Regions from separate parts of the Mus musculus genome. Here regions 2, 3 and 4 are each linked to region 1. A link is a loop called in an ENCODE intact Hi-C map of the cell type or tissue named here. Cell type or tissue: left cerebral cortex. All regions are shown on one strand. Each heading gives the region's core, and the rest is flanking DNA. Links, peaks and the distances in the headings are about the cores only.

The links. Hi-C counts contacts between places; a loop is a spot of excess contacts. Peaks named below come from ENCODE experiments on the same cell type or tissue, not always from the same donor. Only the 100,000 strongest peaks of a DNase experiment are listed, where the experiment ranks them.
Region 2: it touches region 1 in a loop (2.6-fold over the local background); 5 of 42 quality-filtered maps call a loop at or near these places.
Region 3: a loop joins it to region 1, with 2.8 times the contacts of the local background. A loop is called at or near these places in 13 of 42 quality-filtered maps.
Region 4: it touches region 1 in a loop (2.9-fold over the local background); 4 of 42 quality-filtered maps call a loop at or near these places.

What each region holds. Positions count from the first base shown.
Region 1 is chr2:172,546,822-172,554,122 of GRCm38, reverse strand. It overlaps Tfap2c (transcription factor AP-2, gamma), which reads right to left and starts at 4,530. Exons shown (of 7, transcript NM_009335.2): 1 at 4,241-4,530; 2 at 2,234-2,716; 3 at 2,076-2,127; 4 at 491-707; 5 at 1-82. The coding sequence starts at 4,288. In left cerebral cortex, for the core only: a CTCF peak has its summit at 3,509 (motif pointing left); DNase peaks (open chromatin) are centred at 2,014, 3,271 and 3,444.
Region 2 is chr2:172,727,946-172,735,246 of GRCm38, reverse strand. No RefSeq gene overlaps it. Among named protein-coding and RNA genes, the nearest start is that of Gm36156, 68 kb to the right of the region's middle. In left cerebral cortex, for the core only: no CTCF peak of the experiment used is centred there; a DNase peak (open chromatin) is centred at 3,635; H3K4me3 peaks cover 188 bases.
Region 3 is chr2:172,769,600-172,776,900 of GRCm38, reverse strand. No RefSeq gene overlaps it. Among named protein-coding and RNA genes, the nearest start is that of 1700055K11Rik, 87 kb to the left of the region's middle. In left cerebral cortex, for the core only: a CTCF peak has its summit at 3,539 (motif pointing right); a DNase peak (open chromatin) is centred at 3,539.
Region 4 is chr2:172,820,896-172,828,196 of GRCm38, reverse strand. No RefSeq gene overlaps it. Among named protein-coding and RNA genes, the nearest start is that of 1700055K11Rik, 36 kb to the left of the region's middle. In left cerebral cortex, for the core only: a CTCF peak has its summit at 2,815 (motif pointing right); DNase peaks (open chromatin) are centred at 2,814 and 4,225.

The DNA of each region.
Region 1 (7,301 bases), core at 756-5,755:
TTTCCGTCTCCCGGCCGGAAGGTTCAATCCAATTTTGTCCAACTTCTCCCTCAAGGACCGGCCTCCATTTTTGGACTTTGCTCTGCATGGAGAGGGAAAGTTAGCGACTTGCAAAACAATCAAACGAACAAACAAACAAACCAGACCCCCACCCCCACCAATCTCAGAATCCTCTAGTAGGGGTGCAGAAAAATCTTCACTCATGACTGCAGCAGTAAACTCCCTGGGGGGACCAAACACTAGAAGCCCCCCCCCTCCATGCAGCTGCTGCCTCTTAATCCCAACCAAATGATAACCTGTTACTGCTGTTTTAGCACATTCTGCATTTGGCACTTTCAAGAAGAAGATACGCACTAAAAAGCTCTCTTAACACAGATTAGAATTCAGCGTTAAGATATAAAAGTTACATAAATGTTAAAAATACCTCCAGGCCCTCGTACATAGTCACCTTCAACTACCCAACCCCCAGGGGGCCCTGAACAAGTGTCACCTTCTGAGCACACCTCCCAGGAGCGAGGCGTTTAGGCATTCCGGTGGTGACAGTCGCCTCTGTACCTCAGCCACAGTTACTTTGTACTTCGACGTGGAGCTGAGCAGGGACAGTCTTCCAGGGACCGAGCAGAAGACCTCACTGGGGTTCATGACCACTCCCACCAGGTCCTTCTGGCAAGGGAGCCCCAAAGGGTTCTTGGTCATCGAAATGGGTCCTGTAGGGGACAGAATAGGTTCGCCATTAGAAACGGATGGGGCAGAGAGACCTTTACAAAAGGGCAAACCAAAGCTGAGGTCTGCCTCCAGAAAACTCCTTGCTTCTTGCAAGTCCTTTTAAAAGCCGTATCCTTGCTTTAAAGACTGGAGTCTGGAATCATGAGTTAACACCTCCAGACCTTAATTAGTTAAGATTCCATGAAGAGTTGTTTCTCTCTCTCCTCCCTCCCTCTCCCTCTCTCTCTCTCTCTCTCTCTGTTCCAGGCCACCATGGTAATCTGTTTAATTAAAGCATTTGCTTTCAGAAAAACCGCTTCAATACGAAATAAACGGCATCCTCCCCCTCCCCCTCCAAGATGAACTGAAGCCACGGGAGATCATCGCCAGACCCTTCAGTGCAGCTGACACCAGGGAATTCAGAAATACAGATTAGCCAGATCTGCTTAGGTCTACTCAGAAACTGTTTCCTTTCAGGTTTTCCTCTCCAAACCTCTCCCAATCCACTAATAGAGCTCACAGTCTCAAGACCATAACCGCCTGTAATTTAGAACGATTCCATTTCCCCTCAAAAAGACTGGTAACCCTGTCAGTGTAACTTAATCAAGAGCCACCCACTCACTGTAATCCGATTTCCCCAATCCCTCCCTCCTATAAACCCGAGGTCTGTCCTTAATAAGGCAGCATACTAGGAGAAACCTATTAAGTAGTGTCAGAATTAAGAGCCTCTCCTATAACTGTCTTCCACAGAAGAAGTAAAATCTCTTTTATGCCGGCAAGAAGGAAGGCTCAGCAGGGAAAGGTGCTTGCCGCCAAGCCTGACACCCAAGTTCAATCTCTGGAACCCACATAGTGGACAGTGAAAACCGACGTCAGCAGGTTAGATGTTGACCCCCACAATAAATGTACCTCTAAAAAGTAAAATTAGGTCAGTTTGTTGAAGAATAAAAATTGTTACAGAATAAGAAAACTAAGGTACTATTTGTATCTCCCCCCCACCCCCGTTTTTAAGTTAAATTGTATTTCCCACCTGTAATGCCAGCACTAGGGAGGTTGAGCCAGGAGGCTTACAAGGAATTCAAGGCCACTCTGAGTTACAGACTGAAACATTTGATTCAAAAAAATATGGCCACTAACAAAAAAAAAAAAAACCCAAAAAACAACAACAACAAAAAAAAACCCAATCTTTTAAAAATCACAGCTCCTGAGAGTTCTTTTCGTTCAGGCCAGGAACTGACTTTCGTTCAAGCGTGGTCTTCTCCACTACGTGAGCCGTGTTGGCCACTTAATACCCCAGCCTTTGCAGAAAAGGGGCAACTTCACTGGTCAGAGCCACGTGTTAGACACAAGCGGAAAGAGTCAGTGTTTACCTTTGCGAATGACAGTCTGATCGTGTAGGAGCAAGTGCGCGTCGTCCACATTCTGGGGGGGAAATGACAATTTCTTTTAAGTTTGGAGGAAGGTGGAAAGGCTGGAGGGTAAGGTAGAACCCCCACCCCACCCCCAGCCTCCCGCCCCCGCTGCTCACCTGCACCTCCTCTATGGGGTGAGCCATCTCGTGCAGCCCCAGGTTCTCAGCCAGGCCGGCTTCCAGGGCGTGCGCGTGAGGCAGCAGCAGGTCGGACCGGCGGTAGACTTCCCGCCGGGCGCTCACCGAGCCCCCCTCCAGCCCTGAAATATGGGGTATTAGACTTGCAGAGCGGCTGTGGTGCGAGGCCAGGCTAGAGCCCTCCTGACTCTGTCGACCCGGCCAGGCCTGTTGCTGGCTGCCGGTGGCCGCAGGCTGGTGCAGGGGGTTCATGGCGGCAGCGTAAGCCTCTCCCAGATGCGAGTAATGGTCGGCGGACTGCGAGTATGCCAGCTGCTGGTAAGGCGGCGGGAAGTAAGGAGGCGGCTGGTACTCTGCAACCCCGGTGTGCGAGAGAGGCGGCGCGGGACTGTAGAGATGTTGTCCCGGAGAGGAGAGGTGAGGGATGCGAGGGTTGCCATTACTGCTCGAGTCGTGGCGATCCTGGGAGAGAAACAGGAGAGACCCGGTTAGTACGAAACCCTGCTACAGCGAACAAGCAAGCCAGGAGAGGGGCACCTATGCGCCCCACCAAGCTCACACCACCCGTCTCGATCCGCCCCAGAGCCCGAGAGCCCCCGGGGACAATGAGCTCCCCGGACTTCGTTGTGAGCCTATCGGTCTAAGACCTGAGGGGACGAATCCTTCGAGCCCTCTGGCGAAGGTTCCCGCGCTGCGTCGCTTGGAGGTGCCAAGAGCGCGTTCCGCGCCACAGTCCGGTTACCCGTGCCCCAGGGGTTCGGCGTGCGGCGACCTCGGCGCACAGCGCCCTCGTTCAACAACCCTCCTCCCATGTCGCTGCGGCGCGCAAATAGCGCGGATAATGCGCAACGCCGACGAAGGGCGCGTTTCCCCGCCCCAAGGATCATCCCCCTCTCACTCCCTTAAGAGGCGGCCGCGCCGCGGAAGTGACACTCTCAGGTAAGGCCTCATAGTAATGTCGTCCGGAGAGACCGGGAGCCGACACGCGGGATCGGAGCTGTGATCCTTGCTAGCCAAGCCCGTGCCTTCTGCGCCTTAGGAAGTGAGGTCTTCCAGCCCGGCCATGGTCAAGGTTCTCACACATCCCGGTGTAGAGAAGGAATGAAAAGACTCTGCCAAACTGGGCAACCTTTGCCTGCGCACGTCCCCTCGCCCCAAGGCGGTCAGACTTAATTCCTAAAAGATGTGTCTTCATCAGTCCCAGGGGTCAGAAGGGTAGCAGGGACACAGGAGCGGGGCACTGTCGCCCCCTAGCGGAAGCCGCCCGGGCATGCACGCAGGGGCAGCCCCTCGAGGTCGTGCGGGTGCGGTGCGCTCCCGCAGCCTGGCCGCCGGCCTCTCCTCCCCACGTTCCCCGGTGCTCGCCTCGCGCCGCCTGAATCTTCTTCCTCTTCCCGCTCGCCGCCTCCCTCCCTCCTACTCTCCGAAACTCTAGCTCAACCTGTCCGACAGGCTAGAGTACTCGCGAGCGCTCAAGGCCCCATCTGGCTTCACCCCCACCCCACAGTCCCCAACCCCCACTTCTCTTGAAAACCAGGTTGCAGTTGTTTGGACTTTTCTTTTCTTTCTTTCTTTTTTTTTTTTTCTTTCTCGAGGAGGTAGCGGGGCAGGTGACAAGCCTTCCTTGGAGGAGACTCCTCAAAGGTGTCGCTGGCAGGGAAGCTTCCGTGGACACTGGACAGACTTCGTGGGAAAAAAGCCACGTCTGAGACCCGGAGACAGGGCGCTCTTCGGGGAAAATGGAAAGGAGGGCCGTGCGCTTCGTAGGAACCCACAGTTGAGTTCTGCGGGTGGGTTTGCCACGCTCTTGCCAGGCCTTGTCCCCGAGAGACAAGACCAGATTCAACAAGGGGCCCAGGAGATGGCCGAAGACTGGCCCTCATCCCTCCCGAAGGCGAGGGCTCCGCGCAAACGTCCCCAGCCTTGGCCAGCAGCCCTGGGACCCCGCTCGGGCCGGCGGGGCTACGTTCCCTAGCCCCCGCTCACCTCGCAATCCTCTTCATACTTGACATTATCTGTTATTTTCCACAACATGGCGTCCGGCGTCCCCCAAAATAGTCGCCAGTTAAATCCAGGCTCCCCCCACCCCCCGAGCGGTAAATCCACAATCGGGGTCACGGTGGCCAGGCGTCTGCCGCCGCCCCCGCCGCGCGCGCCGGCCTTGCTGTCCCAGTCACTGGACGCGCATCGGTGGCTGTGCACAGAGATGTGGTCGCCGTGGGTGTGTAGAGGCCGCAGCCGTGGACCGGAGAAGCCTCACCCTCACAGTGTGTCCCGGCGATAGCCGGGGGACCCGAACGCCTTAATGGGAAGGAAATTATCATAACTCCTCCCCGGGGGCCGGCGCCGCGCGGAGGCCCAGGCGCCGGGCGGGGCAGCCCCCAGCCAGTCCCTGCCTAGCTCCGCCCCGCACCCTGCCTAGCGTGTTGCAGGACCAGGCGTCGCGAGGGGCTCGCAGGGGCATCAGTGGGCGGTCTCTGACAACCGCAGACCTGCCAAGCTGAGGTGCCCAAACGTGGCTTCCTTTGCCTGCCAGCCCCCTTGCACACCTTAGACTGGCAGAGCTGACAGCTGGGATTTCCCCACCTCAAGAACCGTCCTTCATCCTCCTAAAAAATGGATGTCACTTGAGAGTTGAAGACGCCCCATTCCAGGGTGTCTCAACTCCTGGGGTTCCCTGACACCTCGCCCCAGCTGTTCCGACAGACATTTAAGGATTGGGCTGAGAAATAGCTAAAGTCCCACTGTTCCCTAGTGCCCCCCCCCCCCTTTCCCTCTCCCTGGGTACTTTACTGACCTGCCCACTGAGGGAAGGGAGGGGAAGGATTCCGAGAAGGAGTCCGCTCCCCCAGCTCCAAAGAGGAAACTCACGGTAATACCTGCTGTGAATAAATCGGACAACCGCGTGCTGCAGCTATAGCCCGAAGCTGTATCTGGCTGCGGGCCGTGGCTGGAGGAGACCCGAGCTCCCCCGCCCAGGCCCATCCCTGCTGCGATGCCCAGCCCTGCGGAGCGCCGGTTCTGCAGCTGTCACGGGCGGCTCTTCAGAAGCCTCTACTCGCCCAGGAAAAGAGGTTCCAGGCAGAATAAACCTCCATCGCCACGGGCCGCGTGGAATGAGGTGCTGTAAAGTGGGAGGGGGACTACAGGGAGGTCGCCCTGAGATATGGGCACACCTCGTCCCATGGGAGGCAGAAAGCAAAGCTTCTATCCACAGAATGCTGCTGCACCCCAAGATTTTCCGTCCAAGCCAAAAAGCAATACTCAGTGTTATTTTTTAATTCAACGAAACGAAAATAATTGGCCTAATTGTTATAGTTAATTTTTTTCATCCCAAACAGAAAGTCCACAGTTCTCGAGAGCTAATCTTGTTAGTCCGTCCCAACAGTATATGGAGATTGGCTTCAAACAGTGGAATTGGAGGCAGGGACTATTTCGGATTGATTCCGAAGCCAATTACACAATTCTTGATACCCATCAGCCCAGTGGCCAGGACCTGTTGGGAACGTGCCTCCCGTATCCACAGACTAAAATAATTTGCTCTCTTCCTGCTCCTCGTCTGTAAGCATTTCCCTAGACCCAGATAGGCCTGAAGTAAAGTAACTAAAATTAAAATAGATGTTCAAGCCAACCGTTCCCCCATGGTCTTAGAGAATAGCCGCATGCAAAATAGCTTTCTGGCCAGTTGACCCTAACAGACCCAGGAAGTTGAAACCGCGGGAATCAAGGGGGCTTTTCCGGCTAAGTTAAAAAGGCAGGCAATCCAGACCGAGCCTCCAAAACAGAGGCCCTGGAATTAGCGGGAGAAGAGGGCACCTGCTCCAGAAAGAACTGGTGCTGCCCGCATCAAGCTCAGGACTGGGAACGCCAGGTCCCAGGCTCTCTCTGGAAGGCAACTGTCACAGGTCTGGCGGGGTTCCGCTCCTCTCCTGGCCAGGGGGGGCGGTGCGGCTCACCCTACCCCAGGCTTTCCCTGTTCTTCCCACCTCAGCGATAATCCAAGAAGCCCAGGGGGACCGAGTGCTTTCTGCACCGGAGCTTTCGGCCGAGTGGGGAGGGGGGAGGACGACAGAAGGGCATGAAGGGTCTGCATTCGCCTTTCCTCAGCCCCCCCCCCCCCCCCCCGCGCCCCGAGTCTGGGGACTTGGGAACCGCTAGACAAGGCTATTCATTCTCTCTAAAGCGACAGCGCAGCGCTTGATGGAGAGGACAGTTGCACACAGGATTTCCTCGACTCTGGAGGACCCTGTCCCATCCACACCCAGCTTGGGGGCCGGGACCTGGACACAGAGTCCAGGTGCAGGAAGCTTCCGCCTTCCTTGAGAGCTCAGCTTCTCTGATGGTTCCCGCGCTCCAAACAATCTCCTACCATCGCCCACGGAAAGACGTTGACCCGTGTGGTTGTACCCCTTGGCAGCCAGGGCTGGGTAAGGTGTCCTGCCCACCTCCCATTCCCCCCGTCCCCGGGACTAAGAACTTGCTCTAAGGTCCCCGTGCAGAGATATGGGAGTGGAAGGAAGGCTGCCAGGGGCTCAGCTCTGCCGCCCCCTAGGGAGCCTGCAGTCACTCACACTCTGGCAACGCAGGTCGGTCCCTCTCATTGGGACGAGACTGGAGCCGCCCAGGTGTGTGTGAGTGAGTGTGTGTGTGCGCGCGCGCGCTCACCGGCACCCTAAATGCCCAAATGTGAGACACCTCCAAAGAAACACGCGAGGGTGCGTCTGTCAATGTGGCTTGGGGTCTCCAGTCTCCTATCCTGCCACCACCCAAGGCCAAAGAAGTCAGTTTGGAGTTTTCTATTATAAAACTGGACTGAAGTGCAGGCGGCAAGACTCCTCTTTTGGCCTTAGGGAAAGGGCTCCTAAGAAAAGGTGGACCCCGAGCACTTCGCAAGTGCGGCGCCACGTCCGGGGGTGGGGTGGGGAACTCTATTCCGCGCCCCTAGGGACAATGAAGGACTACAGTCAACTACCTAGCAGCCTGGGTTGGGCAGGGCCCTAGAAACCGGTTTCTGCCACAAATCTCTGGAGGAGGGTGTCCATCCACG
Region 2 (7,301 bases), core at 1,570-6,569, 180 kb before region 1:
TGTTGAGGCAGGATGCTTGCCTAGCGTGTGTGAGGCCCTGTGCTCCACTACCACTGGGTGACAAATTCCTCTGTCTTCGAAGACCTTTATGGTGGTTTCTTCATAACCACCAGCTTTAGTGGAGTGGGTGGACTGCCCCCTTCATTCTCACCTTCGGTTCGTTGTAGAGGGCTTGTAGTCCACCCTGAGCTTGCGGTTTTACCACCATAACCTCATGATACTGCAGCGTTTCACGGAGAGGCGAACCAGCGGTGCTGTCTGAGGTGCGAGAACAGTCAACAGCAATCCCACGTCTCCAAGTTCAGCCTGTGTGGTCGAGGTCCTTATTCTGGTATTCTCGGAGCTATGGCTTCCTGGGGTCATGAGTGGCCACTGTCAGGAGCGTATACTCCTGGGGATAACAATGGACCACCCCGGCTTACTGACCTCTACCACGCATGCGAGTTTCCCCTGCCTTCTCTGCACACAGTGGCATTCTCCCTGAGATCCGGACATGGAAGGCAGGGAGTACAAGGAGCCAGGCTTGGTGTTTCTACTTCAGCAGTGTCACCAGATTAAATTCGGAACGCCGACTTAAATCTGAATTCCAAATAAGCAGTGTTTTATTTACTCTTTTGACGTGTAATGCTCAGGAAATACTTACTTGATACTCAGAATACAGGTCCTGTTTGTTTGTTTGTTTGGGATTTTTCCTAAAGTGGTTGAACCCCAAACCTGAATTAAACTATTCTCCAAAAGAAATTCTAAAAAACGGGATATCAACAGCTTTTGTCCCCTTACATATTAAACTGGCTTTAGTGGTTTGAGGTACACAAAACTGTCTTAATCTCTCATTTGGCTAGCATTGAACTGATGGCAACCCCCCTGTCTCAGCTTCTCAAGTGCTAGGATTACATATTGGAGTCATTATGCCTGAATCAATTTCTTCCCTCCCTCCCATTTTCCCTCTTTCTTTCCTAGCTTTCTGCCATCTTTTCTTCCTTTTGTTTGTTCGTTTTTGAGACAGTGGTTTTTCCTGTGTAGCCCTGGCTAACTAGCCTAACTCAGCTCTGTAGATAAGACTGACTTTGAACTCACAAATCCACCTACCTCTGCCTCCCTTGAATGCTGAAATTAAAGGCATTTGCCACTACTGCCCAGACTTTTCTTCCTTCTTGATATAGGATCTTGCCATGTAGCCCAGGCTAACCCCAGTACTGGAACCACAGGCAACTGTACCCAACTTAAAATGGCCTTTAGCTTGGTTTCTGAGAAGTTGGGGACCCCTTTGCCAGGTCTTCATCTGGCCTCTTTGTCCCTTCCCTTCTCCAACCTGAGACATTGCCTTGGCGAGCACCCCAAGAGGCTGAGCCTAAACGCCTCAGGGAATAAAGGCCCTCAACACAAACACACCCCTCCCCCACGGGATTTTCTCTCCAGTGTTTTCAGCATCTTACTACTTAAACGAAGAGTGGAAGGATACAATCGCCAGCTATCCTTGTCATTTTTGTTCTGTTTGATGCTTAATCAATGTCACTTGTAAGTGACATTAAAAAACATTCCTTGTCAGTCAGGAGTGCCTGCAGGCAAGAGCAACCTCCCTCAGACCTCAAAAGTAATTAAAGACAATCAACCAAAAATGCAAGGAGGCTGTAGGGACGGGATTCCAAACTCCACCCACATCTGCTTCAGGAGTGTTGTCCGAGGGAGCTGTTTACTATTAACCCTTACATGGCCAAGACTCTGGGAGACTAAAGCTGCGTGCGGAGCTGCTGGTTGTCAACACCCAAGCTCTCTGTCAAAGAAATAACAAAGAAATGATGTGTGTGTGTGTGTGTGTGTGTGTGAGAGAGAGAGAGAGAGAGAGAGAGAGAGAGAGAGAGAGAGAGGCAGAGAGAGAGGGAGAGAGGGAGAGGGAGAGAGGGAAGCAGAGAGAGAGAGGGAGAGAGGCAGAGAACCCCACCACCACCCACTGGGTGTTAGCAAATCATTTCCTTTCCTTTTTTTTTTTGTTGCGTTTGAGAATCACACTTTTGTAGCCCAGGCTGGTCTAGAACTCACTCTGTGGCTGAGGCTAGCTTGAAATTCTTGATCCTCCTGCCCTAGGCTCTGAAGTGCAGGTGTTACTAGCATGCGCCAACAAGCCCAGTGCGCACCCCACCCTTTAGTTTATTTCTGGTTCCTTTGAAGGATTTATGAACGTTGTGAGAATAGCAAGTTCACCGGTTTCCTTAAACCAACACAAACTGTATTTCCCTGAAGCCACAAAGTAAAGCCAGATCAAGATTGTAGCCGACGTTAGATACCTTAAAATATCCTTTTAGACATTAAAGTCTACAAAATGCCAAGCACAGATTCACGGTCCAGCTTTGTGTTGATACCCGAAACTACAGCTGGGACCATTGTCTTTTAGGGTGGAGATTAGCGCTGTTTCTGAGGAGGACCCATAGCTACTGGTAAGCTCACAGAAGGAAAGAAGTGTGTAGCTGGAGCAACTGGGGAATACAGTGTTCAGAGCCCTTCCTCTCCTCCCGGTTCCCCAATGATACAAAGTTAAAAGAAAGCAAACTGCAGCCGGCTGCTAGGAATACAGCCTGGAGAGCTGCGATGCTCAGAAGCCCTCAGTCCTGTCCAAAGATACAGCTAAAAGAAATTCTATCGCTGATGTTTGCCTGGAGTTTACGAGCCTCCGTATTGGAAGGCAAGGAACCAAGAGCCCGGGCTAACCCACGCCTGCATCGGTTTTGCTTACATTTTTTCTTTATTTATTTGAAGAGCTCTGATCTGAGATCTTGTTCGTTTCCAATACAATCCAGGCTGTACATTACTAAGACAGGGTGGAGATGACTAAGGAGCTTTGGATGAAGTCTGGGTTAAATAAGCCAGAGCAGGTGCATGGTCGCCACCGGGTCCTGGCTCCCAGGTGGAGGCAAGTGACTGACAGAGGGAGGTTAGTACCTCAGGGAGGGTTCTCCCTCATTCCTACAGCGTGAACACAGCTCAGAGCATCCCACTTAGGAGCAAAGAAATCCAGGGTCCCGCAGTACTAGGGATTTCTAAATTCAGGCTCAGTGGGGGACCCTCTCTGGTCTAAGGGAAATTCCATTCTGTATTCACCTGAGCTGTTTAGCCGTGGGGAGCACCTGTAAAGGTTTTTCAATACCTATCTGGTAATAAACTTGAGGAAGCCTGGTACCCACCAGGTTGTCAGGAAGGGGCAAACTGTGGAGAGCGAAAAGAAACCAGCCAGTGGCTAGTGACTATGGCTGTGGAGACTTGGACCCCACCCCCACCCTACCTCAGAGCGCAGTGTGTTCACTGTAAGGATCTGAGTAACTGATACCAGGTCCCATCTATGAGTCGAGAAGAAAGGCAGTTTTTAATATTAGATTTCGTTAATATTACATCATCTTTTGTGCGTGGATATGTACAGGTGTGTTGCGGGAATGTGGAAGCCGGAAGTGGGAGTCAGTTCTCTCCTGCTGTGGATCTGTCTCAGGTCGTCAGGCTTGGGGGCGAGGCACACACTGAGCCATCCATCCCGCTGGCTTCAAGAGTGTCATTTATAACCATGAGACTGAGATAAACAGAAAGGTTCACTGCCTAGTTACACCGCGGCCAGCTCATAGCAGGGAGCACTGACTCAGCTATTTTGGTGGGAAAAGGGAAAAGGCAAAGCAAAGTACAGAGGCAGGGAAACTCATTGTGCAAAGCGAGAGGCGAGCTGATGCCTGCGCTGCTCGCGCGCGCGTACAGAGACTATGGTTGGAAGCAGAGGCGAGGGATAGAAGCTGCTTCGGTATCCAGGGTTGGAAGCAGAAGGTGGGTCGGCGGCTGCAGGGAGAGCTCCGTATTTTTGTTTGGGGAAAAGAGAAGACTTTTCTTTTTTTATTTATTTATTTATTTATTTATTTATTTATTTATTATTATATGTAAGTACACTGTAGCTGTCTTCAGACACTCCAGAAGAGGGAGTCAGATCTTGTTACGGATGGTTGTGAGCCACCATGTGGTTGCTGGGATTTGAACTCTGGACCTTCGGAAGAGCAGTCGGGTGCTCTAACCCACTGAGCCATCTCACCAGCCCAAGAGAAGACTTTTCTTATGGGCATACTCTGTTGCATTAAAATCAAACAGAACCCCTAAATGTTGAGACATCGCAGGAGCCCACTTTCTATTTCCTCAGGAAGACCAGCCCTTTTCCAGGAGGGAGCAGAGCCCTCCAGGGCAGACCTGCATTTTCTTACGCTTGACAACTTCATTTTGTCAGTTGCAGGATGCCCTGTGCTGTGAGGAGTATTGTTCCCAAGTGTGGTTCAGGGACCCCAGGGTCACCTGGTCCTTGGCTCAGCTGTGAAGAGGCTGTGACTTTGGGGGAACCAACATTGAGGAGGTTATTCTCAAACTGGGGGCTACAAAAACAGGACCTCACTGAATGAAGAAGAGAGTGAGTAAAATATCAGGGGCTCCATCTTTCCCTGAAAGGACCACACACACACACACACACACACACACACACACACACCACACTTCATAAACCACACACACACACCACACACACAAACATACATATATACACATACACACATTCACTACACACATACATACACTATACACACACACTACACATACACACAAACATATATACACACATACCACATACATACACACATATACACTATACACACATACCACACACATATAAACACACCACATACACACACATACACATACCATACACACTCCTTACACATACGCACACCGCAAACCACATGCACAAGCCACACACACATACAGACACGCATACCACACACACATATACACACATACACCACCCACAAACATGCACATGTACATGCATGCATGCACACCCTCCACACACATATACACACATACACACACACCAAACCACAGCACACATGCATGATTCCTGCCAATTACTGTCTGGAAGGAGAAGAATCCTGGGTTGCAAAAGATAACTGGCTCAATGTGTGCTGCGGGAAGAAGAGCACACACGACTAGGTGTGCATTGTCTATGACTAGACTCTCGTCCTACATTGATTCTGAGTCCAACAGTAAAATGTGTGAGAACTCGAATCTCACCCTTGAAATATCATTGAATATCACCTCTAAGGGACCATCGGGATAATATTGAACGACGTCATGCAGAAGATCCATTTACAGCAATAACTCCATCGAGAAGAAAGCTGGGAATGATCCAGCTGTCCATCGAGTGGGGATTGCTTGCGTAAGGAAGGCTCAGTTTTGGTCTTGGTGCCAGACAGCACTCCTATGGGGAATTCCAGATTCACTGATGCAAAATGGTGTCAGCAGAGGGGCACAGCCGATTCCAAAGGGTCATGTGCTCTGGGCCTCCACAGATGTAAGGACTGGAGAATCACGGGTAATCCTAGAGAGGGAGCCCCTGTACATGGGCCTGTCATGAGGTGGCGGGGTGTGTGTGTGTGTGCATCACACTCTTTTTAGTAGGATTTAAGTTTCTCAGTGGAAACTGTCAAGAGAAAGAAATGGCTGAGAGTCCCCAGAAAGAAGAGACACTGGTTTTCTGCACTGTCTTCGTATTCACCCCAATAGCCACTGGGCACCCAGTCCTTGTTAGAAAGACCTAGGCTCTGTGTCTGACACTTAGGCGCTAAATGGTCAGAACTATCACTTAAAAAAAAAAAGTCTCATCTGTTTATTTTGGGTGTGCTTGAGCCAGAGGACAGAATTGGTTCTCTCCTTCTACCCTGAGAGTCTGGGGGATCGAACCCAGGCCATCAGTCTTGATGGCAAGCTCATTTGCCTGCTGAGCCACCATGATAGCTCGCAGCTCTTAATTTTACAGAATAATTTACAAGGCCTTTACACACGCTTGGTTCAAAGCCCACCATTAGCTTGAACTGTAGACAATGAGCCCAAAGGGACTGAATCTCTAGGGCTTGATGAGGTCCAACTTAACTCATTTCTTATCATTTTGACACACCAAGTATCTATTCTTTCCTCCAACCCCACCTCCATTTCCCCTCCAAGAGAACTGGGCTGGGGTCTAGTGCCCTTGGCAGGGACCAGGTCAGCTGCCAGGGAGCTTCTCCGAGCCACAACTGGAGTGGGACTCTGCTTATAAAGGGTGAAGGCTTTGGGCAGGGGGGGGGGGAGGCGGAGGGGAGGGCAATCAGGTTAAAAACCTCTTGCTGCCAAGCCTGATTGTGTGAGTTCGGTTCCTAGGACCCACTGGCTGGAAGGGGAGAAGCGATTCCTACAAGTTGTCCTCCGACCTTCACCCACTCGCTACTGCAGCGTACGGGCATGTGCACACAGTAACTAAATGGATAAATAGATAAATACATAAATAAATGTCATTTAAAAAAAGAGAGACTGGTTTTTTGACAGTGGAGAAGTCCCCTCCTCCCGGCTGTCGCTCGTGCACCGGGGGCGGGTCCATCTGCCAGCCGCTGACCTCCAATCTGTCACTCGCGGCTCAAAGGCGGCGGCCCATTCAAAGGCTGAATGCGCAGGGGTCGGAGCTGACCCGCCGCCAGCCTCCGCGGCTCCGAGTCGGCGAGGCACCCCACAGTTTACACCGGCCAGCCTCAATGCAGCCTCCAGGCGTCCCATTCAGCAAGGCTGCATGCAAAAGAGCCCGGCCGTTAGATCATCGTAATTATCCCATCGACACGGCCCGGGGCCCCCGTGGGGCACCGAGCCCATCAAACGCGCCCCTAACGAGGCGCTCGGGGGCCCTTTGTGCGCGCGCCGCCCCCAGCGCCCGCCGCTCGCTTTCAGAGCGCTCACCCCCCTTGACCCCCGACCCCGGGATCTGACATCAGCAGCCCAGGGCTGTGATCACTTTTATTGCACACACTTGGCGCTTGTTTCCTGTGTTTAACTCCGCTCCCCGCCCCGCCCTCCTCCCTCCCGGGCGACACTTATTGGAATGTAATAGACGTTGGCCCCTCTGCAGGGCCAGGCCGGCGCGTTCTCACACAGGGCCCAGCGAGGATGCCAATAACCGCCGCTTGCTTCATTATCCCGGTGCAGGCATCCGCTAATCACCGCCCCGCCGAACAATCTCCAGCAGATGGCCACAACTTTATGAGTTTTAATTAAAATGTTCTACTTATTTTTTTCGTCAATGCGCTTAAACCCCCCCCCCGCCCCGAAATGAGGAAGATGTTACTGTCTTACAGTGTTTTGCAAATTACGCCTTCATCAGGGTGATTAAGGGCCGCTTATTTGGATCTAATCGGAAATCCCCCCACCTCTTTCCCTTCTAACATACTCTGCTAAATTATTTTTTAAAGAATTAATTAAATTCCAGG
Region 3 (7,301 bases), core at 946-5,945, 220 kb before region 1:
TGTGTGTGCACATGTGTGTGTGTGTAGGGGACTGCCTGAGACTGTAAACCAGCTCTGGTTCACAGGCGTGTTTGTTTATTCTTACTGTCATGGGTCGTTTCCTTTCAAAGATCTTAATATACACAGCAGCAAGTGCACCTGAGGCGACATGTCTTCACATGAACCGCAAGGCAGCGGCTTCTGTCGGGCCAAGGAAGCCACACTGAGCTGGCTCTGCTTCGCTTGTGAACGCCCAGCCTTTTCTCTGAGTGAGTCACCTCAGCTGCATGTGTTCACACTCTGGTTCCCGGCTCAGTGCAGAGTCCCCTGGGTTCTGGGTCTGACCTCCTCCGCCTGGCTTTGCTTTCTATACCTCTAACCCGTGCACCCGTCTCAGGAGAGGCTGGAGACTTCCAGGCAGATGGAGATGGGATGGGCTGCCTCATTTCCAGCTTTCTCCCTGGCTGTGGTTTCTTAGGCAGGGCTGGTTTTGTCTGCTGAGGGATTTGGGGGCTTTTATGGACAAGTTTGGTACCATGTCTGAGAGTGGGAGTACTCACCAGGAGTGACACTAAGCACACCAGCAGATACAAAATGACAGGAGGATGAAGAATGGTGTGGGCTGAGATCTGTCACACTGCCTCCACTGCCCGCTGAGGAACTGACCCAGCTGGGGTCTTGCTCTCCAAAGTATGGAGCTTGGGCAAGCAATACAGCTCTGTCATGAACCTGCTAAAGACAGATCCTTGAGGGTCTACCAAAACCTGGTGCTCAGAAATATGAAACAGGATGCTGCAGTGGCCTAGGGGCCTGTTTCCTGAAAAACACAGATCTAGAATGTTCCTCTTCTGTGTCCAGAAGGGCCTTAGGTGCTACTCTGTCCTGTCACAAACATGTCCCCAACCATCCAAGAAGCCACTGTTTCTGCAGGCCAGAGACAATTGTCAGAGACAGCAGGCTACCGCTGGTAAGCAACAGAAGCCAGCATCCTGACCCACGGGATCTACAACAAGGCCTCAGTGGTCTTGACTGCCTGTGAGGGTCGCTCACAGCACAGCCATGTCCCTGGGGAGGGAATTAAAGAGACCACACTGTCTCAGAAATGTCTCTGTTTACCGGAGTCACCTGAGACCCTTGACAGGCACGGTGCAGAGTCCCAGGGTGTACTCTTCCCAGTTCCAAACCCAAGGACAAGAATTGATGCTTCCAGAAGGTTCTCCAGGAGGGCTGACTCAGAGGGTTGATGTGACAGCCTGTGTCTCCCCAGAAGGAGAATTTGTTGGAGAGGGTGAGTGAATCTTACTTCTGTGTAAAGCCAAGACACACGTGCAACACACGACAATGAATATTTCATAAGGGGAGCAATTAGGGGACGATGTCTAGTAAGGACCTGTGGGAATGAACACCAAAAAAGGTGGCCCAAGGTTTTCACTAGACACCTGGGCTCATCCCAAGCCCAATCCTGACACCCACCCATCTTTATGAAGTGGGGTGACAAAGACCCCCCAGTAGCTTCACTTGAAAGAAGAAAACCTGAGAGAGAGAGAGAGAGAGAGAGAGAGAGAGAGAGAGAGAGAGAGAGAGAGAGAGAGAGAGAGAGAGGTCCCTTGGTGTGCGGCTTGAGACGGTTCGTCCATCAATTCTTCCACGTATTAAAAAGGTCACCTGAGTCCCTTGGGAGCCCCCTGTGTCCTCGGGAAGCCACACATGTTTTGTGGAAGCTAAGTGCTTTCCATGGAAGCCAGGTGAGGATTTGGGACTGGTGCTCCATAGCTGTGATCTACACCCACGGACAGATGCCCAGTGCTCTCTACGTAGCCCACAGACAGTTATTCACTGAGAGCAGTGCTTGGCTACAAGATAGATTTTGTAGCCTGGACACCATGGCCCATGCAAACAGCCCTTACACCCGTGAGGCAGAGGCAACCATCTCTCAAGCTCCAGACCAGGCTGGGTACATGGGAGACCATGCCTCAAAACACTACTGCTAACATATGGAAGATGCTCTGGGCAGACGGTGTTGCCCTTCTGGAGGCCCCTGGGGTCCTGGGCATATGTGAAGTGGGCTGGTTATACCATGATGTCGCATAGTGACACAGGTACTGTTGCATCACCTGGGCTGTATCACCATGTCACCCCATCCCAAGTCAAGCGGTGCTGGCACATGGGCCATCTGGTGTCTGATGTTGGCTGAGTTCAGGTTAATATCCCTAGGAAGATGGTCCTCTGGCATCGCATGTCTGAGATGTCCTTGCCAGCCTGGGTGTCTCTTCTTACAGGGTGTTTACACTCCCAGACTCCTTTGCAGCCAGGTAGGACAGGAGCTCCCACTCCAGAGTGCTAGCTATAGAAGTCTGGTTATAGAAACCAGGATGGTGGCTGTGGAGGCCCAGAGCTCTTCGCCCAGCTCAGCAGGGCCCTGAGCCCCGGGACAGGCCTCAGGAAGATAAGCCTGCCCTTGGCCCCCTGGCATAGGACAGGTGCTAGGTAGTTCCGCATGTTCTTGTCTGACTTCAGTCATGGAAAACATGCCTTCTGGGCTCCCTTCAGACTTGACTACAGTGAGGAGGGCCACCAGAGGGAGACTTGAGGGCCACGGCAGGCTCTAGAAGAGCAGAGACAGCTCCAGGGGCCGGTAATGGGGACAGACTGGACCTAGAGCAGTGTCCAAACTCTGCAGACTGTGACATCCAGCCCCAGGAGCACCCATATATCTCTTTAAACTCTTAAAAAACCATTCAAACTGGATAGATCTGTGCTCTGGTCTCACTTTTGAACTTCACAAGCCATGTGGCCTTGGGCAAGTCGCTTCATCCCCCTGGGCCTCAGCTTCCTCAGAAATGGAGTCTGCATCAGGAGGTGGTGGTGATGTCAGGGGCTCCACACAGCACATGGCACTCAGCCCCACTGCTCTGCTCACTGGCTTCCATGAACTTCCTTTCATATCTCCATGGAGGCATGCTGCTCCCGAGCCCCTGACAGACTCTCCTCAGAGCCCAGATGCACTGCCTCCAGTATCTACAGTAAAGAAGCACAGAGCGGTTGTAGCTACACCTACACGCCCAAACCACACAGGATGAGGCCGAAGACAATCCTATCCCATCGCTCTCTGGTCACCTGTTCCTGATTATAACAACACAGCTCTCCCTCAACGGGCTCCCCTCTGGTAATGGGTTGTCTCTAATCATTAGTCCAGACTCCTCTTCACTGAAGCCGTGTCTGAAGGGAGCCCAGAAGGCATGTTTTCCATGACTGAAGTCAGACAAGAACATGCAGAATTACCTAGCACTTGTCCTATGCCAGGAAGCCAAGGGCAGGCTTATCTTCCTGAGGCCTGTCCTGGGGTGTTCAGGGCCCTGCTGAGCTGGGTGAAAAGCTCTGGGCCTCCACAGAAACCATTCTGGCCAAGATTGCCAGCCATGGAAAGTTCTGAGTGTAACCTCTGAAGACACACAGACCTGATCAATGAATGAGCTGGAAGAGCCACCCTCCCTCAGGACAGGTCAATGGTCTGTTCTGGGGCAGGAGAATCTCCTGGCTGGTGTAATGACAATTCTTGCCACCAGGTGGCGCACAGAAAGGTGCCCTGTCGTTTTCCTTAAAAGGACTTGAGAGGCAGAGGGTTGGCATGACCCTCAGACTATACAAACCAGTGGTCACATAGTGTTTCCTGACTTAAAAAATAACAGTTCCCCCATCTTACCAAGTGGTGACTATGGCAAGACACTACAATGGCACAGAGCAGATGCCCAGAGAACGTGCATTCACTGTGGAAATGAACATCATGAGTGAATCTAGAGGTGCCTTTCTGTTTCCTAGAGCCAACACCCTTGGGTGCCTGCTCGCTGCTGTGGACAAACCGATGGGCAGAGGTGGGCAGACAGACAGTGGGAGACACCATCACCTGACTTCCAGTGATGGGACCGAGGGCCTGACACACAGCAACTCCCTAAAGAAGAAATGGGTGGAAAGGACTGTAGCCAAAGGGCAGCCTTGAGGCAGCTTCTCCTGTGTAGGAGGCCACTGCCGGGGCTGAGTTAACACACACACACACACACACACACACCTCAGAGATTAGCCACTTCTTAGCATTAGAAAGTCAGATACTATCCATGTCCCCAGTTGCCACCAAGCTACCAAGCTGTCATGTACCTTGGACACTTCCCTTTGGTTCTGGAGTCTCCAATTAGCTCTATGCCTCCTTCAGCTGCAGCCTGTCCACAAGCCAGAGGAGGGGTCCCGAGTTCCATCTCCTCTCCTTACAGCTGATGGTGACTGAGTGTTTCTTCTGGATTGTTTGTCTGGGACACGTGCTTGACCAGTTGAGGTCTGGCTGGCTTCTGTCACTCAGGTGAGCACCATTCCTGGGTACACACACACACACACACACACACCTGGGGGCACACATACCTGGTAGACACAGCTAGGAAAGTGGGTAGGTGTGAACTCTCAGCCTCTGCGAGGCAGGCACAGGTGACCACTACTCTGCAGATGTGGAAGGCCAGACCCAAGGTCACTGGCCTTGATGGAGGTGATGCTAGGATGGAGCTCACACAGACTCTGCGTCTCGTTGCTGGGCAGCCTCATCCTGCCCTGGGAAGCTGCAGACTTTCTAGGAAAGTATGAAGTGAAGAGATGACTTTCTCAATTGTGGTGACCCAACAGTTGGGAATAGCAAAGGCCACTTTGCTCTGTCGTCTTTGAGCCGGGTGAGTTCCTGGCCCTAAAGACTTCCCATGAGACTTGCCAGGCTGGAGACTTGTCAGGCCTGGGTAGGCAGCGTCTTGATAACATTCGCCTACCACCCTGACATGGCTCTTCCTTGCTTGGCTACAGGCTGAGAGGGAGGTCCCAGAGCTCAGTCTCCACAGAAGGCAGAGAGGACAGGAAAAGCTTCTTCCTAGAGAAAAATGTCACCCAGAAAGGCTGTGTGACAGACAGGGTGCAGTTCTGAAAGCCACGCTAATCAGAGGCTCCAAATAACCTGCACATCATCCAGGTTTCCTATGTTGGTGTCTCTCCTGGGTTCAACTGCTGCCAGGGAGGGGACTGCCGTCCAAAAGTTGTCTCTGACCTCACACAGGTGGTATGCATGCACACACACAGAAGCACATGGACACATACTGATACATATGCAGAGACACACAGATGCACACACGAGTGGCCGCACCCACAACACACCGAAGAAAAGCACCTGGCCTTTGGAATCAGGTCAGACTCAATCCTTTACAAGTATTTTGCAAGACAGAGAAAACATCCTCTAGGCAGACTTGGCTGTGGTGCCGGCTGATGGGAGCCTCTGCTCTACTGGGTGAGAGAGGCTGGGCATTCAGTTGTACAGCCACACGGAGCTTCGCTTGTGTGTGTGTGCGCGCACACACAGTGTGGTCTTGGTAAACTCGGATAGACAGACAGATCCCAGGCCTGGAAGTTTCAGCTGAGCCAACAGCCAGCAACTTGGTGGTGACCCCAGAACTTGGATCCCAAAGAAGTCCCTACAACCTTTAAAGGGTGCCATGACCACGTCTCCAATGTACAGAGAGCAGAGGTTGGCCACTACACTTGATGTTGTTCCTAGGAGACACTTGGCAGTGCCTGGAGATGTGTTGGGTTGACACACCAGGATGGGGACTACTGGCATCTGGTGGGTGTAGGCCACGGACCCACCACAAGGCAGATGAGCTGGCCCCAGACATCTGCAGTGTGAGGTGGGGAAGCCCTGGGGCAGGGAGGTGGAAGGTCTACCCTGTGCTGTGTGACCATGAACTTCCTCTGCCAGCTCCCACGGACTCTCCCTTTCCTCTCCTGTGCACTGAGAACACCAGAAGGAGAATCCCTTCCAAGTGGGGCCGAGTGCACCAGTTGTACAGCGGACACCTATGGCAGATGACTTTGTCAACCCTGGTAGTTCTCCAGGCAAAGAAAAGGGAAGCCGATAGATTATGGGCCTAGCGTTCAAAACTGGCGGAAGGAACCCTGGCCCAGGGAGGTCCCCTATCGGGAGGAGGAGCCAGATTCGGAAGCAGCCCGCTGAAGGGCTTATCTTTTCCCCAGCATGCCTTTCGGCTCTGCCCACTGAAGGGCTTCTATTTTTCCCAGCATGCCTTTTGGCTCTGCCCACTGAAGGGCTTCTCTTTTTCCCAGCATGCCTTTTGGCGCCGCCCTCTGAAGGGCTTCTTTTTTTCCCAGCATGCCTCTTGGCGCCGCACTTTGAAGGGCTTCTCGCAGCAAGTCTCTTGGCAACCTCTGTCTTACCTGATCGTTGTTTTACCCCTCAAAACACGAAGCATCTCAAGCCAGAGAAGAAAACAAGAGTAAAACAACAACAACAAAACTCAAACACAGAATAAAATATACGTCTGTCCTTCCTTCACAATCCCTGAAACCTCTTCTGATTGAGCTCATGATGGGTTAGGGTTAGGAAAAGTGGGGCTTGATTCTGGGCTCCTGCAAAAGTGTCAGGGATAGAGAGGGGTTTGACAAGAGTCACCTTTCTTGGGACAGACAGTCTGATTCTGCTGGGACGATCCTGCCCAGGTGACGGGTTGAGACGAGGGCTGCTGGAAGATGCAGCCGCTTAATCCAAAGAGGTGGGTGGAGCTGGCAGCGGGAGAGATGAGAAATATTTATAGCTGGTGTTGCAACTTACTAGGAGGGGACCTGGCTATCCAAGGCTTGGTCTTTAGTCCCAGCCCTGTCCAATGTGCGGGAGGAGGTTTCCCAATTTCAAATAAGAATACCCTCCCACCCAGTCTTCAGCATTGGCATTGAACCTGGACCCAGAGGGAGGGGCAATGTTCCCAGGATCCAAGGAAGTGAGTTAGAGATGAGCCAAGGCTTGCAGGGTCTAGGTAGGAATCACTCAAGAATGTCTTTATTACAGGAGGGTCCTAGCCTGGCCCATGTTGGGGTCCATGGAAGGCTGCTGACCTACTATGTGAAAGAAAAGGTGGCAGCGGACACCTGGAACTCAAAGCATCTTAGTGTAAAGGGACAGGAAGGTATTTGTCCTGTGGCGGGGAAGGACTGGAGGCGATGACGTCCTTTGAGACAGACTGGAAGTGAAGGGTGTCTCCTCTCAGGAAGTTACAGGCATGGGGCATGTTTCATGGCTGATGCCAGTCTGTCAGGCACACCCTGGAGTTAGAAGACGGCCAATGTCAGGCAGCCTGGGAGGTTCACTGGTAGTTGGGATGACTTCATAAGGCTGAGACAGGGCGCCCAGGGCAGAGAAGTGAGTCTTACCCGAGGGGCAGAGAGGCCACCAGGCAGGAACCTGGAATGGAGGTAGGAGCTGGACCAGGTCTCCTTCCACAGCCTGG
Region 4 (7,301 bases), core at 829-5,828, 270 kb before region 1:
AGGCTGGCCTCAGACCTACAGAGCCACCTGCCCCTGATCTCTGGAGCACTGGGAAGAAAACTGTTTGTCACCACACCCAGCTCTGATGACCCTTGAGAGCCTGCTTTCTGAGGGGCTAGGGGTGGCCACACTGGGCACCCAGGTTTTGCTGTTCAGTTTCCACTCTGGTGTTGGTCATGCATTTGGACACCCAGCAGCCACTGGTAGGGCACCCAGCATGGGCCACCCCATCCCCAGGGCTTGACTGGCTGTCACTATTTGCATTATTTACCCTTTTTCGTTGCTATGACAACAACACACCTGACAGAAACAAGAAGTGGGTTTACCCTGGCTCTCTGTCCAGGGGTTAGAGTCTGGCCTGTAGGCGAGGCGTGGCAGGGAGGCTCTGTGTGGCAGGAATCCTTGCTGGGTGTTTGTTCTTGGCACTAATGAAGGCTACCCACGGCCTCCGCTGTGAAGGTTCTACAACCTTCCAACACTGCCCCCTGCTGGGGTCCAAGTGTTCTAACACAGGAGGAGCCTGAGTGGGGAGGGTGCTCCTGCCACATTCAAGCCAAAACACTCAGCCGCTCGGGTGTGGTCCCTCTTAATGGGAACTGCACCCCACCCTGAGAACTGCACCTTCAACTGTCCAGGAAATTAACCTCACATGGCACTGGCTGAGAACTGGTGTCAGCTGAGTGGACTCCAGTGGTCCCCATTCACTTGGGGACAGAGAATAGTCCTTCAAGGTGGAGATCCTGAGTTCCTGGGAGGACGCTGGCCCTCTGAGGCCAAGGCCAAGTCCCTTTTGTCCCGATGGTAGAACAGGGCTATCAGGCATGGATGGCTGTGTAGAAACTCAGGCCGGGTCCCACCTGGAAGGCTGCTGCTCCAGGAGCTGCTGGGAGCCACAAGCCGTAGAATGACTACAGGCTTCTCTGCTCCATGGGCAGTCAGAGGGAACGGTGACCCTGGCTGTGTCTGAGGAATCTCTGAACGAAACCAGCCTTTGCTGCCCTCCTTCCCTCCCTCCCTCCTCCCCTCCCCTCTCCCTTCCTCCTTTCTTTTCTTCTATTTAGAGACAGGGTCTCACTCTCTAGAACAAGCTAGCATTAAACTCACAGGTACCCTCCTGCTTCAGCCTCTTGAATGCTGGGACTTCAGACCTGTGCCACAATGTCTGTGCCACCTGCCTTTGTATCTACGTACTTGGCTTGGCGTAGCAGAAGGCTCTCCCCATGCAAGAGGACAGCCCTTGAGGGAGAGGGGACATGGACAAGGAGGAGAAATCAGCCCTTAGGTTCTCACCTGTCTGAGCTGGGGCCTCTTCATCAGGCAGGCCCCTCAGCCTTCTGTCTTGACTTGTGTCACACCATTGGCTGCCAGGACCATGAGGCACACCATCCTCTTATGTTCACATCAGACAAGAGCCCTGGCAACTATCCTGACGGTCCCAGACCCTCCAAGGACAGAACTGGAGACTAAAAGAATTGAGGTCATTTGTCCCAGGTCCCTGGGGAAGGATTCTGGAGTTGGATTCCTTTTAGTATGAGCACTGGCCACACCCCCTTCAGTCACAATGCACTCTTTTGCCCCCAATGACACAATTACAATCAATTGAGACACTGTCCTGAGCTGCTGGCCAGGAGGCCAATCAGCTCAACCTAGTCGCCAATCAGAATGTCGGTAAACAGGAAACGTCCGTAACAGGGACCTGGGACCCCTGGCACTCTGGGAGGTTTCTGCCAGGGTGAAAACCACCAGCTGGTCTTACATTAGTCGGCTCCTCCACCATGAGACATGGCCCTAGGGACACACATCTGCTACAGGCAGCCTGACATTAAGGCGTGGGACGCAGTCCCTCAGCAAGACACATAAGCTCGGATGCTCCTCTTGGAAGAGGCCAAGGAGACCTCCCTGTCCCTGGGCTGTGTTTGGCGTGGAAGGAGCGAGGAGGAGAAGGCACCACTTTAGTCCTTGCTAACTCCAGTTAGCAGTGCCTCCAGGACCCGCCACAACTCGAAGGTTCAGGAGCCAAGGGTGGGGTGGGGGGGGGGATGCATCTTTCTACTCTGCTATTCTCACATATTTCCTTCACATCCCAGGCATCCGTCCTGGTTGCAAGGTGGTTACATATAACATGTTCAGCCCGGTTCAGGCAGGAAGAAAGCCGTGTTCCTTTCACTTGACGCACCGCTTTCTCTCGGGCGCCAAAAGATGCAGATTTCCTCAAGTCTCATTGGCCAGAACTATGTCACGTGATCTTTCTAACCCAGTCCCTGGCCAGCAATAGATTTTCAGGACTGTTGGGGACCAATCAAGTTTCGTCCTTGGAAGCAAGCCGCCCTTGAGTTCCAGGTAACTGAACACAAGCAAGATGGAGTCTAGAAGTCTGAGGCTAGAGAAAAAAAGCATCGCTATATAGAAATAGGCAAAATATTTTAAATACTCAGATAAATGTAAATTCCGATAAATAGCCAACTTTTAACGTTCGTACGTCTCGCGTGGTGCTTGAGGCATACTGTAAGGCAGAACCGTGCAGAACCCCAGGGCGGTGGGGTCATTATACTTTCTCTGGGTGTCTAATAACCTCTCAGTTATGCCGTACAGAGCTGTCCATCACTGCCAAGACCTGCACACGGGCTGTGGGCTGATCTTTTCTGCAGTTGTGCGCTCCTGTGTTTTTGTTGGAAACGCCTTCTCTTTTGTGGAAATGGTGGGATGGTGGCTGGGATCTCACATCCCATGGCTGTAAACCCGGTCTGAGGGCTTGGCTGTGCAGCCTCCTGCTTGGCCACCTCCCCGGAAGGCGCAGCCTTGAGGCTGCCAGCAGAGGGGGCCGCAGTAGCGCGCATCCATCCCAGCGGGGCCTCCAGCTGCTGGAACTTGCACGGAATTCTGTGGCGTCTACCTGGCTAGGCTTTAACCGCCTTGCGTTTTTTGTAGGAGAATCGCTTCCCCAGTAAAAGTGTCTATCTTTACGCCTGCTCGGGGTGCAAGTGTGAATGGGTAGAGAGTATTAAAACCTGCTGCCCCTGGCTCTGCAGTGTCAGCCGCGTCCTTAAGACCGCTGTTCTATCAAGTAGAGGCAAGGTGTGCAAGGTGTGTGTGTGTGCGCGCGCACGCGCGCGCGCGCGTGTTCAGCTGGGTGTAATAGCACATGCGTATAATTCCAGCATTCGGAAGGCTGAGGAAGGATGCGAGTTCAAGACCAGCCTGGGCTACATATTAAGACACTAAAAATAAATAAATAAATAAATAAAAATCGGGGGAGGTGGAGGGGGTGCTGAGTGTTCCCTCCTGAGGATGGGAGGGGGCTGGCATCCTGTTCTAAGAGAACAGTTCGCTGTAACTCTGCGTTGTCAGGGAAGACAGGATGGGAAGGCAGTCTGGGCTCTTGAGGCAGCCCCGCCCTGGGGTCTTTGCATCTGGGCCACATGGGCAAGCCTTGGGGAGCAGCTCGGCAGCCGCCCTGTACAGCAGAGCTTGCCGAATGAAGCGGGAAGGCAAGTACAGACCGCTCGAGGGCGTGTTTCTTAATAATAATCTTCTCAACACAAAGAATAATTCAAAGTTTATGCAAGGTGATAGAAACCCCAGTGACTCAAAGGTATTTTGGGAGCGGAGCAGCTCCTCCCCAGAGTCAGGATGAGCAATCCCGAGCGATTACTAGCCACTTAATGAGAAAATTGTCTCCGGGGTGAAAATCCAAAACAAGGAGATCTTTAGGCAGAAAGGCCTGTGTTAGACCCTTTGGGCAGATGTTTGCCCAAAGCAAGGCCTCCTTCCCAAGAGGAGCCAATGAAGGCTTCCCTGGTGAGGGCTCTGGAGAAAAAAAAAAAATCCACGTGTTCTCAGGACTATGCTAAAGGGTCCAGAAATGCAGGGGTGGGGATGGGGGAAGATGGGAGGGGTAGGGGGCAGGGTCGGGGTTGTTAGTGCTGGTGGTGGTCCTCCATTTCCTGGAAGTGACCTAAATTCACACTGGGCAGCTGAGAGGTGGGCTCTGGTGGACTTCTTTTGTTCAGAGGTGCTGGCTCTCCATGGGGGATGAGAAGGCGTAGCTGGACTCTCACAGCTTTCTTTTGACTCCTTCCCCCCAGTCATTTTCTTTTAGCTTTCCCCCCAGGCAGTCTGTGCCTAGCCTGGCCTTACTTCAGGAGTCAGGGGACAAAGCAAAGCTAAAGCTACCCTGGAATCCAGAACACCATGGCCCCGTTTTTTTCCTATTAGGCTAAGTCAATAAAGTTGGCCTGAAGCATTTGGCAAGCGCCTGTGGCCTGGATGCTTTCTTTTTAAAGGTCCCTGCCTCTTTATCCTGTGTGCAGAGACTCCTCAAACCCAGAGGCTTTGTTCATTTCTTTTGACACAGGGTCTCCTGTGAACCAGTGCAACTCCAAGCTGAAACTGTAGCTAAGGCTGACCTTGAACTCCCCAGTCTCCTGCCTCACCTCCTCAGGGCTGGGATTAAAGGCATGTGCCATTATACCCAGTTTATGCTGTGTTGGGGATCAAAGGCAGGGCTTTGTGCATAGTAGGTGAACACTCTACCAGCCGAGCCCCAGCTCTAGCTCCTAAAAACTCTTGTAAGGGAAAGCTATACTTGGCCCTGTGGCTTTTAGAAGAATCAACAACAAGAACAACAACCGCTAAATGGATAATAAAGAGGCTGCGGGAGTGTGTGAAGGATGCCCCCGCTGCACCAAAATCCTGAGGCACACCCAGGTGCAGGTGGGAACTCCAGCCCTGGAGCAGGTTACTTCCCACAGGCAGAGGGGCCTCCTGGTCTATCCCAGAGCTGGCAATAAAGCCTGCAGAGTCCTGCCTAGCCCAGATCCAGGGCTCCAGAGAGATCGCGGCTATTAAAGCAATAAATATGAAAACAGTGTATTTCAATCAATCATCAACGAAGCCTGGTTTATCCCGAGTCTCCATGTAGTAAAAATTGGCTCCAATATAATTTAGCCCACATCAGAAGTTAGATTTAGAAGGAGTATTGTAGAGAAACTACAAATTACGTTTTTAAAGATTGGTCTGTAATTACAGGCTTAATTAATTACACGAGGGAGCTGTTCTTGAAAAGGTGTGGACCATGTGGCCTGTTGCGACTGGGGAGTTGTCCAGCTAGAGAGAGTCTTGTCTCTGCTTCAGATCTGTGAGCTTGGGTGTGTACCTGTTGGGCTGTGACCTAAAGAGAGCCCAATTGCTTTGCTAGTTGGAAATTCTGCATAAATCTTTCTTAAAGGAAATAAAAGCGCACAATTGGGTGAGGTGGGAGAAGGTTACGCTCCAAACAGAAGCGTGTGAATTCGAAGTGGGACGCTGTGGGACTCCAGTTGTCTTGCTGTGTGCTCACACAATGCTCTGATACCTGAATAATGGCCGTTTTCTCTGTTGCTGCATTTGGTGGGACCCAGAGACGTCTGTGTTCTAAGCAGGTGCTCTGCCCTGGAGCTAATCCAGAGACGAGGCTCACTATGTAACCCAGGCTGCCCTTGAACTTGCCATCTTCCAGCCTCCATTTCTGAGTAGCTGGTATGTCGGGCCTGCAGCACAGCACCCAGCTGTTGTTCTTGCTGTTGTCACACCAGGGACCTCTCCTCTGGGATTAGAAGCAAGCACTGCAAATGCCTGGCTTTATTTATTTATTTTTAACATTGGTTCTTGGGATTTATTTATTTTTAACATGGGTTCTTACAGAGTGAGCATCTCACCAGCTTAGCCACTACCCCAGCCCCTGGGAGGCAATGGTGGCCAGAGGGTACCCCTGTCCCATTCTGTCCCAGGATGCTCCTGCCTGGACAATCAGGACCCTTGTTGGCAGATGCGAAAGGAGTCTATGGTCCTCTCTTGGGAACCCCATCAGTGCCAAAATTAGGACCAGTGGAGGGTGTGTGCTCACCAGAAGATAGGTGTGGGGCTAGTAGCTATCTGGTGAGGGTCTGGGTTTTTTGGTGCTGGCTTGAAGCATATTTAGCCCGGTGCTGTGCTCCTGGCAGACGGGTTTGTGCATATGACTGATATCTCATTGATGTTTAGCTCCTGCAGCGCCTGGCTCACGGCAGCACTGGTCTCGGCAGTGAACCCAGGGAGCCCTCATGAAGCCCAGAGGCCTTTCCTGGAGCTTGTTCTTCGAGGTCAGCCCGTGCCCTTCAGCTTTTGTGTGTGGCTCAGGCCCTGAGTTTCCAGACCCAGGCTTTGAGACCTGGCTCATCCCCAGAGTGACACACCCAGAAGCTGTGGGAGAAGGCAGTGGTGGGAACAGGCTGGGACTTGACAGGTCCCACCCTTGCCAAGGCACTCGCAGAGCCACGTGCTGTGTCCCCTACCCACGATCCTTTAGCAGAGTCTTGCTGGGTAGCCTGGGAGCGTCGGTGCCTATGGCAAGCCAGGAGGCTGAACTGGGACCCAGGATCCTGTGATGCTGTGTGGTTCAGGCACACTGGGGCCCACTGCAGTGCAGGCACCCATGGTCTTAGTCACCCAGCCTTAGTGACCATGTCTCTCCTCATCCTCTTTTCAGGGGTTACATCGAATCCATCGGAGAGTTCCAGGATGGGGTGGGGACTGAGATGAGATAGCCAATTGCTTTTCATCGCAGAATAACCGAGTGCCCCCACTCAAACTGTGCTGATGTTTTTAAAGAACACTCTCACCGTGCTCTTAGAGTTTCTTTTAAAACCATGCGTATGTGTGTCCCTGTGTGGATATGTGCACATTCCTACAAGTACCCAGAGAGGCCAGAGGTACTGGATCCCCTGGACTGGGGTTACAGGAGGCTGTAAGCCTATGTGGGTCCTGGGAGTGGAACTCAGGCCTTCCGCAAGAGCAGAAAGTGCTCTTAACTGCTGCCTCCAGCTCTGTTTTCAAAACTTTCAGAAACATAGTTGCAAATGTAGCATTCAGAAATTGGGAGACTGGGTTCTGTGATCTGGATTCCTTGCACGTGTGAGAGTGTACACATTCCTGCGAGTGTGCATAAACCTGTGTGCACGTGGAGGCCGGAGGTTGACACAGGTGCCCGCCTCTATTTCTCTGGAACTTGTTTTTTGAGACAGGATTTCTCACTAGCCCAGGGGTGTTTCTGTCTCAGCCCCTAACCCCAGTTATGGGATTACCTGTGTGTCCTTCCATGGCTGCCTTTTACATAGGTGTTGGGGACACCTATGCATCTTAAGCCTTGGGGCAAGCACTTTACCCACTGAGCCTCTTCCCAGATCCTGGGCTTTCTGGGATACTAAATTCACTTAGCAAAAATGAGAACGTATTAACAGGCTGGGTGCTAACCCAAGACAGGCCTGGCTGCCCCCAGCTGCTGC